Linked DNA regions of Homo sapiens: region 2 is linked to region 1. A link is an interaction called in ENCODE POLR2A ChIA-PET data of the cell type or tissue named here. Cell type or tissue: HepG2. All regions are shown on one strand. Region 1 overlaps PNPO (pyridoxamine 5'-phosphate oxidase). Region 2 overlaps NFE2L1 (NFE2 like bZIP transcription factor 1).

Evidence for each region. Peaks named below come from ENCODE experiments on the same cell type or tissue, not always from the same donor. Only the 100,000 strongest peaks of a DNase experiment are listed, where the experiment ranks them.
Region 2: POLR2A ChIA-PET joins it to region 1 with 5 read pairs; 13 of 35 experiments call an interaction of 5 or more read pairs at or near these places.

Annotation. Positions count from the first base shown.
Region 1 is chr17:47,944,391-47,949,390 of GRCh38, forward strand. It overlaps PNPO (pyridoxamine 5'-phosphate oxidase), which reads left to right. Exons shown (of 7, transcript NM_018129.4): 3 at 226-325; 4 at 1,169-1,222; 5 at 1,471-1,599; 6 at 1,933-2,003; 7 at 2,224-4,918. The coding sequence ends at 2,392. Among named protein-coding and RNA genes, the nearest start is that of PNPO, 5.3 kb to the left of the region's middle. In HepG2, CTCF peaks have their summits at 2,676 (motif pointing left) and 4,683 (motif pointing left); DNase peaks (open chromatin) are centred at 2,761 and 4,461.
Region 2 is chr17:48,056,626-48,061,625 of GRCh38, forward strand. It overlaps NFE2L1 (NFE2 like bZIP transcription factor 1), which reads left to right. Exons shown (of 6, transcript NM_003204.3): 4 at 407-496; 5 at 719-877; 6 at 1,670-4,920. The coding sequence ends at 3,016. Among named protein-coding and RNA genes, the nearest start is that of NFE2L1, 11 kb to the left of the region's middle. RefSeq lists enhancers at 1-199, 200-1,059. In HepG2, no CTCF peak of the experiment used is centred here; no DNase peak of the experiment used is centred here.

The sequences.
Region 1 (5,000 bases):
TTAACATAGGGGTTTGGGGTGACACAATTCAGCCCATAACAGGGCCCCAGGCTGTGGTGTCATACCTCTAGGACAAATCCCCAGGAGCACATGGGACGGGGTAGCCTGACAGCCCAATAAAGGGGGTGCAGCTGGAGGGGGTGCTGAGACATCCTTTGGGGAGAGGGACTATAGCCAGAACATTGAAGCAGACTCTGACCACAGTGCTCTGCTCTTTGCTCCTAGAGATGGAAAACCCTCTGCTCGCATGTTGCTGCTGAAGGGCTTCGGGAAAGATGGCTTCCGCTTCTTCACTAACTTCGAGAGTCGAAAAGGAAAAGAGCTGGTGGGTGAAAAGAGCTAGTAATCTTTCCCAGGGCCTGCAGGGTTTGGCTCTTGCTTCCTCAGTCACCTTCTTATGCCACCCCACCCCCCCAGTCTACTTGCTCTCTGTGTGCAGGTGCCCTCCTGCCATGAGGCCTTGGCACTTGCTGTGCTCTTTGCCATAAATGAATGAATGCACTTTCTAACCAGCCTCACCCCATCAGCCATGACCTGTTCCTTCAGATCTCAGCCCACATGTTACCTCCTCAGGAAGGCCTTCCTTGACTCTCACTCAGACTCAGCCCCTCATGCTGTTTGCTGCCATTATAACTTGCAACTTTCTTTTTTGTCTTCTTCTTCAGTTTGTAACTGAGCATTTGTTTGGGTGATTATGTAACTGATATTTGTCTCCTCTGCTCAACAGTAAGCTCTGTAGGAGTGGAGGCTGCTCTGTTTTATCTCTGCTGTATCCCCCGCACGTCTCCTGTTGTCAGACCCAGAGTGGGCACTTCGCGTGCATTCAATGAATGAATCCAAAATGAGTAAACCTCCCTGAGTCCATGCCAGCCAAGCATGCATTTCTCAAGACTCACAAATCTGTGGGTGAGAGAAATCACCCAGTCTCACTTTGGAGTCCGACTGGCTTAAACTTAGCTCCACCACTTCCTGCAGGAACTTGGGCACGTGACTTAGCCTGTCTCTGTGTCTGTGACAATAGGCCTACTTTTGAGGGTTTAAATGAGCTCTTACGGTGGGTGCATCTGCTGTGGGCCTGCGCACTACAGCTCTCCTGCCTTTTCCCTGCATGCCGGAGGCCTCCTCTCCCTGTCCTGATGGCTGGCTGTGGATTCTCTTTTACTTCTAGGACTCTAATCCCTTTGCTTCCCTTGTCTTCTACTGGGAGCCACTTAACCGTCAGGTGAGTGAATTTTCCCAGGACAGCCTGGGATGGGCTGGGTTGGCAGGGCCTGAGTTTATGGCTACGTCTAGCGAAGGTCCCCAGACTGGGCAAACATCCCAGCTGGGCACTCTGCCTCTAAAATAGCCCTCAGTTAGTTGGAGCCAAGAGTGGTGGGGCAGCCGATCGAACAGAGAGGAACGGGGCCTGTGCTGGTAGGGAGGGCAGGTGGCATTTAATGCCATTCACCCAGAGCCATCCCTGAGCAGGTGCGTGTGGAAGGCCCTGTGAAGAAACTGCCTGAGGAGGAGGCTGAGTGCTACTTCCACTCCCGCCCCAAGAGCAGCCAGATTGGGGCTGTGGTCAGCCACCAGAGTTCTGTGATCCCTGATCGGGAGGTGAGTGGAGCTCCGCTGTAGTCCTCCAGGTGGTGGAGGCTTTGGCTTATCCCCAGAAGCTGTCCCCAGGAGATGCCAGGAGATGTCCCCAGGAGATGTCCTCTCTCTCCAGCCCAGTGAAAACAGTGAAAAGGACAGTGAGAAGGGAAAGTGGGGGTAGGGAGAGGGGAAATAGGCCTCCTCTGTCCATCTGGCCATCCTGTTGACTGCTCCTGGAGGACAGAGGCCAGTCTGCTCTGCTCACCCATGTCCCCAGCACATATCCCCAGGAAGTCCTTGTTAATGAATCATTGACTGGGCCTGGCCCTTCTTCTAACTCTTCCCCCTGGACAGTATCTGAGAAAGAAAAATGAGGAACTGGAACAGCTCTACCAGGATCAAGAGGTGCCCAAGCCAAAATCCTGGTGAGTGACATCTGGTAGTCCTCTAGAAAGGGACACCAGGCCCCTGTGTTTACTTGAAGCCACCTGCCTGGGGAATCACAGATCTCCTCCTCCCTGGCCACCCTTGTCAGATGCATCCCAGCAACTTCCTTCAAGAGGCCCTGGGATGAGGGGTGAGGGTGGGAGAGTGACCTGGCTAGAAAACTCCACAGAGCACTGAAACCTCTGCTTCTCCTTATAGGGGTGGCTATGTCCTGTACCCTCAGGTGATGGAGTTCTGGCAAGGTCAAACCAACCGCCTGCATGACCGGATAGTCTTTCGGCGGGGCCTACCCACAGGAGATTCCCCTTTGGGGCCCATGACCCACCGCGGGGAGGAAGACTGGCTCTATGAGAGACTTGCACCTTAACTCTGGGACCTGCTGGCCCAGAGTGGAGCTAGGGCTAGGTGTCAAGAGAGGGTGTGGGATTGGGACCCAGGCCCTTCTTTCTAAACTCAACCCATTTCCCTCCCTACCCCTTATCTTCAGGACTCTTCAGAGCTAATCCTCTAAGTTCTCTGTACTCAGTTGGTTCTCAGTTAGCTGGTCAAGTGGAGTGTAATGGTGGCGTAGAGAATCACAAATGGAAAATAATTCCATAATTATTTTTTTGACCTTGCCTATGATTGATTAGGATAGCTCCCTCTAGGGGTAGCAGCCGGTGTGACTCCCTTTCTGGTGACAGACAGGGCCCCAGCAGCCCTGTCTGTTACCATGTGAGTCATACTGGCCAAAGCTTAGTCCTAGCATATGCACCTGAGCCAACCTGGCCAATCAGATTGTTTTGTCAATAATTTGAAATTTGAACTGGAGAGATCCAGAACCTTGGGAGTCATTAAAGCCAAGTCATTCATAGCAGCCAGGAAACAATAGGAACCAAAAGCCTCTGCCTGCTGCTATTGCAATTCCCAGGATCTCTCCTTCCCTGGATCCCTCCCTCCCAGGTCTGGGCTGTGCAGTTCCTCCCCCTGCCTTAAAACACCCCACTATCTCTGTAAAGTCTCTCTCTCTCTTTTTTTTTTTTTTACTTAATCTAGCTAGAATCTATTTCTGTTGATTACAACTTAACTAACTCATTTACGGATAGGACTTTTTTTTTTCTTTTTTTCTTTTTTCTTTTCTTTTTTTTTTTTGAGATGGAGTCTCACTCTGTCACCCAGGCTGGAGTGCAGTGGTGTGATCTTGGCTCACTGCAACCTCTGCCTCCCAGGTTCAAGCAATTCTCCTGCCTCAGCCTCCCAAGTAGCTGGGACTACAGGCACACGCCACCACACCCAACTAATTTTTGTATTTTTAGTAGAGATGGGGTTTCACCATGTTGGCCAGGATTGTCTCCATCTCTTGACCTTGTGATCCACCCACCTCAGCCTCCCAAAGTGCTGGGATTACAGGCATGAGCCACCACACCCAGCGAGACGGGGTTTCATTATGTTGGCCAGGCTGGTCTCCAACTCCTGACCTAAAGTGATCTGCCCGCCTTGGCCTCCCAAAGTGCTGGGATTACAGACATGAGCCACCACGCTTGGCCGGGATAGTATATTTTTATAGCACTTCCCCTACTGATTGCTGCCTTCTCTGTGGCTACAAGGGACCCACAGAATTACAGGGAAGTTACAGGGAAGCAGGTTTCATCTCAATATTGGGAGAGATTTCAAACAATCACACCTGCCTGAGAAGGAGTGGGCTGTCACTAGGAATTTTTATTCCCAGTCCGTCAGGAATTTTGTAGAAGGGCTTCATGTGCTGGTACCAATAGGACAGGAAGATTTTAATCAGCTTTACTATCTATGTTTTTTTATGGAAACTGTGTGTATGTATACATACATTTTCCAAAAAGAAAAATTAAATGATTATAGAGATTATGTTTTTCAGACTACTCACGTATCTGCTTTTCTTACTCCCCACCTCTGCTGATAATTCCTAGTTCATTGGTTTTTCCCCCACACTGGAATTACCTGGGGAGCTTAAAAAACCCTGATGCCTGGGTCCCACCCTCAGAGATGATTGAACCAGCCTGGCCAGCATGGCAAAACCCTGTCTCTACTATGATATGAATGCAGCCTGGGCACTGGGAAATTTAAAAACTCCCCAGATAATTCTGTGCAGCCAAGGTTGAGACCTCCTAGTCTAGAGCTTTGCTATACACAGGGTGGTCCACAAGCCAGGAGCATCAGCATCACTTGGCAGCGCCTTAGAGATTCAGACCCCAGACCCACTGAATCTGACCCTGCATTTTCACTAGACCCCAGGTGATCAGCTGCACTAGACTCAACCTCTAAACCAAGACCTCCCACCCTCACAGTCTATGATCCTTTAGTGACCCTCAGCTGAGTCCTGTGCTGAACTGTGTTTGTTCTCCTTGAGCACATGCCCGCTAACCAGGGACAGACTGGATGAGCAAGCAACCTGCTGGCTATGGAGAAGAGCCAGGCTGGGTAAATGTTTGCTGTGACTAAGCCAGGATCAAAGAACTGCCTGTTGCTTGCACTGGCTGGCACTGAGCTTGCCACTCTGTGAACTGTGCTTCCTTCCCCTGCATGGACCTGTGCCTCAGTCACTATTATCCGCAGGCCTTCTCCAAGGGCAGCCCTCTCCTTGTTTATCCCTCTTAAGCCTGCGTGCAGGAAGGCACATTAACCCTGTGGCCCCCTGCAGGCAGGAGGGTGTTGGGTGCCCTTACCTACCTTGCCCTTTTTCTTGTACCGTAGGCTGTGCCGTTTATGAGTAAGTGATGTGTGTCTGTGTGTGTGTCTAGAAGTGCTGCACTCACCTTGTGTTATTGGAGGTTGTGTAACCCCCTAGCTTTGAGCCTGGTCTCAGATGTTCCTTTTCCGTTCTCTGTCCAGCCGTTACCGCCCCCAGTCTGTAATAAAAGCCTATCAGCCGTGCACTTTATTGATGTTCAACCCGGCCTGGTCTCCCTCAACCCCCAAGGAGGGGACTTGGGGAATTTAAGCAACTTTCCTGTCCCCTCACT
Region 2 (5,000 bases), 110 kb after region 1:
TCTTCTTGTCCCTACTACCCTGACACAAACCAGGCTGGAGTTCTTCCAGAAACTTCCTTTAGAGAAGACAGGTGGTGTGTGGGGTGGACCTGAATTTCTGTTTTGGGTTGGGGTCTGTAAGTCACAGTGGCTGAGCCTTGGAAGGGGGGAGTGGAAAGCAGCAGATGCAGAATGGCCAGGCCGTGGCAACAGACAGTGCAAGGGAGGCAGAGCATGTAGCATCTTCCTGCTTGCTTCAGGACTCTTTCACTCTCTTCTGTTGTTTCTGGGAGTTTGGGACTCGGGGCCAGCCATTAGCCTGGGAATGGGAGGGAGACTGCAGGGCTTCAGCCATTCTGGGAAAGAAGCTTCAGCCCCAGGCAGCCAAGGCCCAGGTCAATCAGACTTACAGTTCCTGTTGCCACAGGTGCCTAGTGGGGAGGACCAGACGGCCCTGTCCCTGGAAGAGTGCCTTAGGCTGCTGGAAGCCACCTGCCCCTTTGGGGAGAATGCTGAGGTGAGCAGGACTCCAGTGAGAGTCCACCAAGTGAGCAGGGCAGCCTGTACCTGGTGTGTCCCTCCATGGCTGAGGGGCCAGCTGTTGGTTCTGGCCTTATTCTGGCTGCTGGGGGTAAATGCAGAGGAAGGAAGAACAGAAACAGGTCCAGGTGGTAATCTCTGGGAGGAAAGCACAAGGTTTTTCCTTCCCCCTTGTTAAAGCCTCTGTGTTTTGCCCTAGTTTCCAGCAGACATTTCCAGCATAACAGAAGCAGTGCCTAGTGAGAGTGAGCCCCCTGCTCTTCAAAACAACCTCTTGTCTCCTCTTCTGACCGGGACAGAGTCACCATTTGATTTGGAACAGCAGTGGCAAGATCTCATGTCCATCATGGAAATGCAGGTAGGATTGTCGGAACCGGGCACAAACCTATTGGATTTTGCACAGATTGTCTTAGCACTCAGTTGCTTTTCCATCTCCAAGGAGAGAAAGTGTAATACTTTCCCTGAATCATAGAGAAGTGGGGACAATGAGAAGAAACCTGTCCAGGTGTGTCCTTGGGGCAATGGGAGCTGGAGACAGGTAGGGTTTGGGTTAAATAAAACTCAGGACTCAGCCTTCCAAATCAGGGCCTGCCTCCTGGGTGTGCCTTCTTCCTTTCCTTCAGGCAGATAGGCACTTGGCTGAATGCTTCCAAGGTTGTGCGTTAATAATAGCTGACATTCACATGGTGCTTCACAGCCATCGTTCGCTCACTTGGCCCTCACAGTCATCTAGTCAGCCTTTATCTCAAAGGTGAGGAAATTGAAGCTCAGAGGTTAAATGATGTGCCCATCGTCACACAGCAAGTGGTGCAGCTAGGTTTTCTGACTTAAGTCTGGGTGTTCTTTTCACTGTGCTGATTTTGCAGTAACAAGGTAGTGTTTTCTTCCTCTCCCTCCAAGATGGGGGAGTCTGGCCAAACATGAGGAAAAGCTGATCAGTCCTATATTAGGGTGGAGCCTACATGGAAGAACCCATCTCTGCCAGGCCTGGTGGACGAAGCTGGGTCAGGAGCTGACACTGTGGGCTTTGGTTTATAGTATTTTGCCTTTACACCCATGCAGCTGTGCCTCTGTTGGGTGCCTGCAGTGTGTGAGCCCCAGGGGAGGGAGTCAGTTCCTAGTGAACAGTGGTGCTCTTCTCCCCTCCCAGGCCATGGAAGTGAACACATCAGCAAGTGAAATCCTGTACAGTGCCCCTCCTGGAGACCCACTGAGCACCAACTACAGCCTTGCCCCCAACACTCCCATCAATCAGAATGTCAGCCTGCATCAGGCGTCCCTGGGGGGCTGCAGCCAGGACTTCTTACTCTTCAGCCCCGAGGTGGAAAGCCTGCCTGTGGCCAGTAGCTCCACGCTGCTCCCGTTGGCCCCCAGCAATTCTACCAGCCTCAACTCCACCTTCGGCTCCACCAACCTGACAGGGCTCTTCTTTCCACCCCAGCTCAATGGCACAGCCAATGACACAGCAGGCCCAGAGCTGCCTGACCCTTTGGGGGGTCTGTTAGATGAAGCTATGTTGGATGAGATCAGCCTTATGGACCTGGCCATTGAAGAAGGCTTTAACCCTGTGCAGGCCTCCCAGCTGGAGGAGGAATTTGACTCTGACTCAGGCCTTTCCTTAGACTCGAGCCATAGCCCTTCTTCCCTAAGCAGCTCTGAAGGCAGTTCTTCCTCTTCTTCCTCCTCCTCTTCCTCTTCTTCCTCTGCTTCTTCCTCTGCCTCTTCCTCCTTTTCTGAGGAAGGTGCGGTTGGCTACAGCTCTGACTCTGAGACCCTGGATCTGGAAGAGGCCGAGGGTGCTGTGGGCTACCAGCCTGAGTATTCCAAGTTCTGCCGCATGAGCTACCAGGATCCAGCTCAGCTCTCATGCCTGCCCTACCTGGAGCACGTGGGCCACAACCACACATACAACATGGCACCCAGTGCCCTGGACTCAGCCGACCTGCCACCACCCAGTGCCCTCAAGAAAGGCAGCAAGGAGAAGCAGGCTGACTTCCTGGACAAGCAGATGAGCCGGGATGAGCACCGAGCCCGAGCCATGAAGATCCCTTTCACCAATGACAAAATCATCAACCTGCCTGTGGAGGAGTTCAATGAACTGCTGTCCAAATACCAGTTGAGTGAAGCCCAGCTGAGCCTCATCCGAGACATCCGGCGCCGGGGCAAGAACAAGATGGCGGCGCAGAACTGCCGCAAGCGCAAGCTGGACACCATCCTGAATCTGGAGCGTGATGTGGAGGACCTGCAGCGTGACAAAGCCCGGCTGCTGCGGGAGAAAGTGGAGTTCCTGCGCTCCCTGCGACAGATGAAGCAGAAGGTCCAGAGCCTGTACCAGGAGGTGTTTGGGCGGCTGCGAGATGAGAACGGACGACCCTACTCGCCCAGTCAGTATGCGCTCCAGTACGCCGGGGACGGCAGTGTCCTCCTCATCCCCCGCACGATGGCCGACCAGCAGGCCCGGCGGCAGGAGAGGAAGCCAAAGGACCGGAGAAAGTGAGCCTGGGGAAGAAGGGGGTTTGAAGCCCACCAAGACCGAAACTGGAGAAGGGCTGGACCTGGACCTGGACCTGGACCTACAGCGGGGACTTAAATGCCTTCTTATCCAATATATCTTCTCAGATGGGATGACTGCGGGTCAGTGTACAGGAAGAGGCAGGCACTGGCTGGCTCAGCTCCACTCGGGTGGAGTGGAAGTGGCCAGACCATTTAGACGGACAGGGTCCTCACCCTACCCCTTTCCTGTGAGGCAGGGGTGGTGGTGGAGTTGCTGGAGGTAGAGGAGCTATGTGGAGCAAAGGCCGACAGAGGGGAAGGAATGGACCTGTGAGAGGAAGGGAAGGTGGCAGAAAGTCTCATTTCAGGAAGGAGGGATAGAAGGAAGGAAGGAAGGAACCCCCCCCCCCCCGAAAAAAAAATCAAAGCGGGAAGAAAATCAGAGGGAAGGTTAAGGTTGGCTCTGGCCAGGATTCCAGGCAGCAGGTTGGAGTGACTGGTGGGCCTAGATCACTGGTGTGATAAACCCCAATTTTCACCCCGGGGGGGGTGGGGTACACAGACACAGGGTGGGGGTGGGGAGGGACGGTGTTAACTCTTTCTGCTCCTTGCATTTTGACATCCCTGAAGGGGAGCTCTTGGATATCATTGGCCATGTTTCAATCGAATGGAGCCACTGGGCCCCAACACTGGCTTTGAGATTTAGAGTCAAAGGGTAGAGTGAACAGGAAAGGGTCACGTGGTCCCATGTTGCAACAGCCCCAACATCACGCATGTCATTCACTGCCTTGCCACTCCATCTCCCTCCGTGCTCCAGCCACCCCTGAGCTGAGGCTCCCATTGTCTCCATCAGAGCCTGCATGTGTATGCCGTCCTCCCCTGGTCCGGTGTTTGTGTTCCCCACCCCTCACAGACTGCCTGAGCTCTTCTGTAAGCTGGGGTAGGGTGATGGCAGTGCTCCGGGAACTGGGCCTGCAGCCTTCCTCTTCTGGGACTGCTGTGAGGCAGAGGAATGATGGAGAATCTAGTGTAGCAGCCTCCAGGCAGGATTCAGCACAACACTGGGGAGTCACCCTTCCCTCGGGCCTCTGCCTACCAACAACTGGGCTTATCACTGGGAAAACACAAAAAATTACACAACCCAGCAACAACAAAAGAACTAGTCCTCTTAGAATTTCTTGCGCTTTGATTTTTTTAGGGCTTGTGCCCTGTTTCACTTATAGGGTCTAGAATGCTTGTGTTGAGTAAAAAGGAGATGCCCAATATTCAAAGCTGCTAAATGTTCTCTTTGCCATAAAGACTCCGTGTAACTGTGTGAACACTTGGGATTTTTCTCCTCTGTCCCGAGGTCGTCGTCTGCTTTCTTTTTTGGGTTTCTTTCTAGAAGATTGAGAAGTGCATATGACAGGCTGAGAGCACCTCCCCAAACACACAAGCTCTCAGCCACAGGCAGCTTCTCCACAGCCCCAGCTTCGCACAGGCTCCTGGAGGGCTGCCTGGGGGAGGCAGACATGGGAGTGCCAAGGTGGCCAGATGGTTCCAGGACTACAATGTCTTTATTTTTAACTGTTTGCCACTGCTGCCCTCACCCCTGCCCGGCTCTGGAGTACCGTCTGCCCCAGACAAGTGGGAGTGAAATGGGGGTGGGGGGAAGCACTGATTCCCAGTTAGGGGGTGCCTAACTGAGCAGTAGGGATAGAAGGTGTGAACCTGGGAGTGCTTTTATAAATTATTTTCCTTGTAGATTTTATTTTTAATTTATCTCTGTGACCTGCCAGGGAGAGGGGAGAGAGAGAGAGATGCTGTTGAGCACATGACAAAATAAAATAAAATGGATGATTCATTCTTAAGTGCACTTTTTCCCCACTTTGAATTTAAATTGAGAATAAAGGAAATGGACTCATTGTAGGGAGGACTGGCCATTGCGTGGCTAAGGCAGAGCTCACATGGGAAGATGGGTGGAGAACTGGGGAGGTTGACAGTGGGGA